Linked DNA regions of Mus musculus: region 2 is linked to region 1. A link is a loop called in an ENCODE intact Hi-C map of the cell type or tissue named here. Cell type or tissue: left cerebral cortex. All regions are shown on one strand. Each heading gives the region's core, and the rest is flanking DNA. Links, peaks and the distances in the headings are about the cores only. Region 1 holds the start of Pir (pirin). Region 2 overlaps Bmx (BMX non-receptor tyrosine kinase).

Region 1 (2,915 bases), core at 254-2,753:
TTAATAAAGTCCTCTAAAGCACAGACAAACCATTTATGAAGTACCCCAGGCAATGGAACCGATGATTCAGGAACAACACATATACTACATTTATTATTCAAAAGTGTTCCATTATTGATTGAAGTCTAAGTCCTAACCAAGGAAATATCACACAACAAATACAATCACCCCCCCCCACACACACACACACACACACTTCTAACTTCAGGTGTTTGCAGACAAGTAATTCCAAGCCCCAGATCTGATCACCATATGAACTCTAACCAATCCTTCAAAGATTCCTTAAACTAAGAGAAGCACTTTAATAACAGGCAGATTCTGGAACTGGACACCTCAGATTTACATCTCAGTTTTGCCACATTCCAGGCTGCTTTCATTTGGGATGCTGTGTGTCTCAGCTTTTCCATCTATACAATGGGATTAAGAAGCGTCTGCCTCAAAGGATGTAAATAGGGCTGTAAGAAAGTGAGCTGCTGTTCTTTATAGGGACTCAACATAGAAGCACCCTTCAGTTTGTGAAGGCAGATCCTAAAACGGATCCTCTCTAGCAGGCAAACAACATGCATCTATTGGGCCATGAAATGTGGGAGACAGAAATGAACTTCTGAGTCCAGCCCCGTAATCATCCACACATAAGCGACTAGTAAGTAGTTTTGCCTCCACCTAATTTTTCTGGCTTCTTCCAGACTCCCACATTTAGGCCCTATACACAGGAACAAGGATAAAGCAGTTAACTAATTGCAGTGTGTTGCCAAGAGAAAAACCAAGCTATCATCTCAAATCGTGGTGGCTATTTAAGCATTTCCCTCCCTCAGCTCCCCTCCGAGCCCCAGTAGTGAGCTGGGAAAGACAGCATCATGAAAACTGGTCGGAGCATTCCTCCCACCCCCAACACACACACACACACATACACACACCACTCTCACGAGGGCTGAGTTCCCCAGGCCACTCACTGGGCAGTAGCGCAGGCCCAGGAGGGAGGCCACAGTCGGAGGTGCCTAGACTCCACAGCGGCAGGGACACAGCAAAGGGAGGACAGGTTTGCGGAGCGCCAGCCGTCAGTCAGCGTGACTCAGCGCTTTGTTGCGGGCCTCCAGAAGGCGGGAGTCTCTAGGTCTCAGGGGCCTTGGACCGGGGGACACACCCTTTATTTACCCTGGGTTTGGATTCTCTGACTCCGCCCCATGGCTCTCTGGATCTGCCTTTTGAAAGTCGGTCCAAAGAGTGATGCGCACCCCGGCCTCTTGGGGGCGCGCTGCCCGCCTCCCAGGAATGTATGGGACACTCAAGTGCTCTGCAGCCCCTTAGAATCTCTTGGAAAACCTGTCCTCACTCAAGTCATCTTGTCACCCAACGCTTCGTATGAGCAAGAATGTTTTCTAACCACTTGTCCCGTTTGGGGGAGTGACTCAGCCTCTCTATGCATTATCCCCAGTGAAATGAGCGTGGTAAAGCTGACAGGACCAAGACTGTAAGGCTGTAATGAGAATGAAATGAGCATGTCTCCGCATAGGTACTACACAGTTATCTCTCATAAATAAATACGCTTCTTGCTGTTTGCCAATGAGAATGGGGCAGAGGCAGAGCAGATGTAAGAACCAAAGAATCTCTGTTCCTGCTGAAAGAGAAGGCACACTCTAATAGGGAATCATAGAAGGGCTTGAGTTTTGTTGGGCTTCAAGAGCAGGCCTTAGAGAGTTAGCCTCAGGAGGTGAGGGTTTGTCCACAGCCAGGAAGCAATCTAGTTTTCCTAGGACTTTTAATCAGAAGACAGGCTACCATACGCAATGTTCTTTAGATACCCGGAAGTTCATTGTCTTTTCTTGGAAAAAGAGTGAAAGTGATGCCTCTTTAAAAAAAACAAAACAAAAACAAAACTACGAGCCTGGGAAACTGAAAAGGAATAAACAGTAAATGTCTTTTTACTTTCCAGCTCTGTGGGTCTTCCGTGGAGACTGCTCCCATTTGCTTTTGTAGCCAGAAACAGCCAGAGACAACGCCTGCTGAGTGTGGTGGCTGTGTTTTAATAAAAATTTGATTTTGGATAATGAAATTAGAATTCATAAGATTATGTTTTGAATTCGTACAATTCTCAGCTGTCATGAAAGTCTTCTTTTGACTTTATATTTCAGCTGGTTTTTGGGGGGCATGGTTCCCCATATCCCCGGCTGGTCTTACCTCCCTAGAGAGCCTAGGATAACCTTGAACTTCTGACTTTCCTTCCCACAGTTCCCAAGTGTTAGGGTTACAGTGAAGCATTCACCAGCGTGCCCAGTTTTACATGGTGCTGGAGACTGAACCCGGGGCTTTGTGTATTCTAGGCAAGCAATCTACCAACTGAGCTAGATCCCCAAGCTCTTCAACCTCAAGATGTGAAAAGGCATTCTTACCTTTCAGACTACAGATTTCTGCTGTAGAAGAATGGGGAAGTGGAAGAACAAAGACTTTTCCTTGGTGCTCAATTGGGCAGAACACACTAAAAATGGGAACAGTAGAGAGGAAAATATCATGGCCTTTGTACAAGGATGACATGCAAATTCATAAAGTTGCACTCTCCCCTCCCTGCCTCAATTCATGGCCACACTTGGGTGTATATAGTCTTTTCTTGAAATGGCTATCTGTCTTCCTTAATGCCGATACCCAAATCTATATTAAAACGCATTCACAATAAATTCTGTTTTTTAACTCTTTTCCCTGAGCTTTTCATATCAGTGGGGTTCAAACTGACTCTGCCTACCTTCAGCAATTCAAGACTAACAGATTATGCATGCAAACTTCAAACTGCTGTGGACTAATAAGGTATTGGTACTTCCCATCTGTAATTATTTCTGAAATAGTTTCCACATAAAACAGAAGTATGAACACCCTGGCTGGCACATTACAGACCATATAAATAAACTGTCTTGTATTTCCTC
Region 2 (2,915 bases), core at 260-2,759, 64 kb after region 1:
TTTTTGAGACAGTCTCACTTTGTAGCCCAGGGTGTCTTGAAAGTTACTGCATAACCCAACTTAGCCTTAAAATGACAGCAAGAACCCCAGCTCACCCTCCTAAGTGCAGAAAATCCAGTCATGAGCTATCACGTGTAACTCAAATTAAGTTGTGAACAATTGTTTTTTTTCCTATTCTCATTTTTTTCAAGGAACTTGCAAATTACACAGATAGTTCTGTCCTATGTAACTAGACTGGTATATAAAGCCAAAGAAAGCCCCTTGGTGTCCCCCTTTCATAGAACATAAAATTAAAAACAAAAACTTTCTTGGTATATGACATAGTGGTGTCTCCTGGTGAAATATTAAAGTGTATTTTGTCACCAAAGTGTGTTATAAATAATCTGTAAAATTAATCCATGCTCTGTGGAGGTGGAGACAGTAGCACCCCTGGGGCTCACTGCTCAGTCAGTGTATGCTGCTGGGCAAGCTTCAGACAAGTGAAAGACTCTGCCCAAAAGGAGCGTGGTAGCCTTTCTGAAGATGACACCTGAGGTTGTCCTCTGGGCACCACAGAAAAATATACATGCATGTGCACATTCATAAGTGTGTACATGCATGCATGCATGCACACACACACAAATGAACACTTTTTTAAAATCAAAAGGAGAGAGAACAAAAGAAGAGATATAAACAAAGGATTATATGTAGTCTCACTTCCACAAAGAGCAACCATTTTTATGTTACATACACCCTTCAAATTAATATATTTTGTCTACACATAACACTACTCTGATTCTTGGGAGACAAGCTGAATGCAGTATCTCCAGGCTGAGAGCACTGCTGAGTGGCTGTGAGATTCACCAGTCTCAGATCTGAGGCTGAGATCTGTTTTCTTTCCTGCCTTCAAACATTATTGTTTCCCAAAACAAGATCCAAAGCTCCCTGACATCCCTCTCCCTCTCCCTCTCCCTCTCCCTCTCCCTCTCCCTCCCCCTCCCCCTCCCCCTCCCCCTCCCCTCTCCCCCTCCCCTCCCCCTCCCCCTCTCCCTCTCCCTCTCCCTCTCCCTCCCCCCCTCTCTTTTTCTTCTGCTTGGGACATCTCGTAAATGAACTTGTCAAATCGATTCTTTTTCAGGAAACTCAGCCATCCCAAGCTGGTGAAGTTCTACGGAGTATGCTCAAAGAAATACCCCATCTATATAGTAACTGAGTATATAACAAATGGTTGCTTGCTTAATTACCTGAAGAGTCATGGGAAAGGACTAGAAAGTTGCCAGCTCTTAGAAATGTGTTATGATGTCTGTGAAGGCATGGCCTTCTTGGAGAGCCATCAGTTCATACATCGAGATTTGGTAAGCTCATGAGAGGAGAGAAAAACATAACCCACCATTCCCTCCTCCAGGGACAGGGCTGCTGGGAGGTCTGACAAAGAGGAGGCCTTCACTTTACTTTGCACATTGTGACTCCTGTAAGCATGTGATGGGTTTGTAATAAAAATATCACAATTGTAGAATACAATATTTGAAAGACGTATAGAGCCATCAGAGCAAAATAAGTCATGAGGCTCTCCATAGCTACCCGTGCTGTGATGTGAAGCACAAACGGAATGACTCAGGCAAATTTAGTGTTTCTCAAAACCACTGAACTGAAGTTGACTCTGAGAGCCTACTGGGAAAGCAGTGACTTGATACAGTAACTAAAAAGTCAAAGAGGGGGATGGGGCAGAAAGAAAGTGTGTGTTTGGGTTGGGGCAGGAGTTCTGAGTATTGTTTGGTACTCGCTGGTCTTCAGCTTTAGAGACCTCCTTCTGCTGAGGCCAAGCACACTGCTCATAGCAGGCCAATACATCCCATAAGCCTTGCATGACTTCCAAGCATCTGGGAATGCACAGGATCTAGTGGAAGTCCTTGATAAGCTGAGATTTTTTTTTGTTTCTTTTTTTTAATTATTTTTTATTAGATATTTTCTTTTTTTTAAATATTTTTATTAGGTATTTTCCTCAATTACATTTCCAATGCTATCCCAAAAGTCCCCCATACCCTCCCCCCCCCACTCCCCTACCCACCCACTCCCCCTTTTTGGCCCTGGCCTTCCCCTGTACTGGGGCATATAAAGTTTGCAAGTCCAATGGGCCTCTCTTTGCAGTGATGGCCGACTAGGCCATCTTTTGATACATATGCAGCTAGAGTCAAGAGCTCCGGGGTACTGGTTAGTTCATAATGTTGTTGCACCTACAGGGTTGCAGATCTCTTTAGCTCCTTGGATACTTTCTCTAGCTCCTCCATTGGGGGCGCTGTGCTCCATCCAATAGCTGACTGTGAGCATCCACTTCTGTGTTTGCTAGGCCCTGGCCTAGTCTCACAAGAGACAGCTATATCAGGGTCCTTTCAGCAAATGTTTATAAGCTGAGATTCTGTGTTCAAGTATATTTTCAAGTAGTTCAGATGCTTGGGTGAACATGCGTTTTTTGGAAAAAATGGAAACTTTTATTTTCTTTTTTATTAGATATTTTCTTCATTTACATTTCAAATGCTATCCCCAAAGCCCCCTATACCCTCCCCCTGCCCTGCTCCCCAACCCACCCACTCCCACTTTCTGGCATTCCCCTGTACTGGGGCATATGATCTTCGCAAGACCAAGGGCCTCTCCTCCCATTGATGGCCGACTAGGCCATCCTCTGCTTCATATGCAACTAGAGACACAGCTCTGGGGCGGGGGGGGGGGGGGTACTGGTTAGTTCATATTATTGTTCCTCCTATAGGGTTGTAGACCCTTTAGCTCCTTGGGTACTTTCTCTAGCTCCTTCATTACGGGCCCTGTGTTCCACCCAACAGATGAGTGTGAGCATCCACTTCTGTATTTTCCAGGCACTGGCATAGCCTCACAAGAGACAACTATATCAGGGTCCTGTCAGCTAAATCTTGCTGGCATAT

What was found. A loop is a pair of places that touch in the nucleus more often than their neighbours do. Peaks named below come from ENCODE experiments on the same cell type or tissue, not always from the same donor. Only the 100,000 strongest peaks of a DNase experiment are listed, where the experiment ranks them.
Region 2: a loop joins it to region 1, with 3 times the contacts of the local background. A loop is called at or near these places in 3 of 42 quality-filtered maps.

The regions. Positions count from the first base shown.
Region 1 is chrX:164,267,716-164,270,630 of GRCm38, reverse strand. Pir (pirin) reads right to left here and starts at 1,200. Exons shown (of 10, transcript NM_027153.3): 1 at 954-1,200. In left cerebral cortex, for the core only: a CTCF peak has its summit at 1,247 (motif pointing right); DNase peaks (open chromatin) are centred at 580, 851 and 1,226; H3K4me3 peaks cover 916 bases; H3K27ac peaks cover 861 bases.
Region 2 is chrX:164,203,587-164,206,501 of GRCm38, reverse strand. It overlaps Bmx (BMX non-receptor tyrosine kinase), which reads left to right. Exons shown (of 19, transcript NM_009759.4): 15 at 1,118-1,334. Among named protein-coding and RNA genes, the nearest start is that of Bmx, 53 kb to the left of the region's middle. In left cerebral cortex, for the core only: no CTCF peak of the experiment used is centred there; no DNase peak of the experiment used is centred there.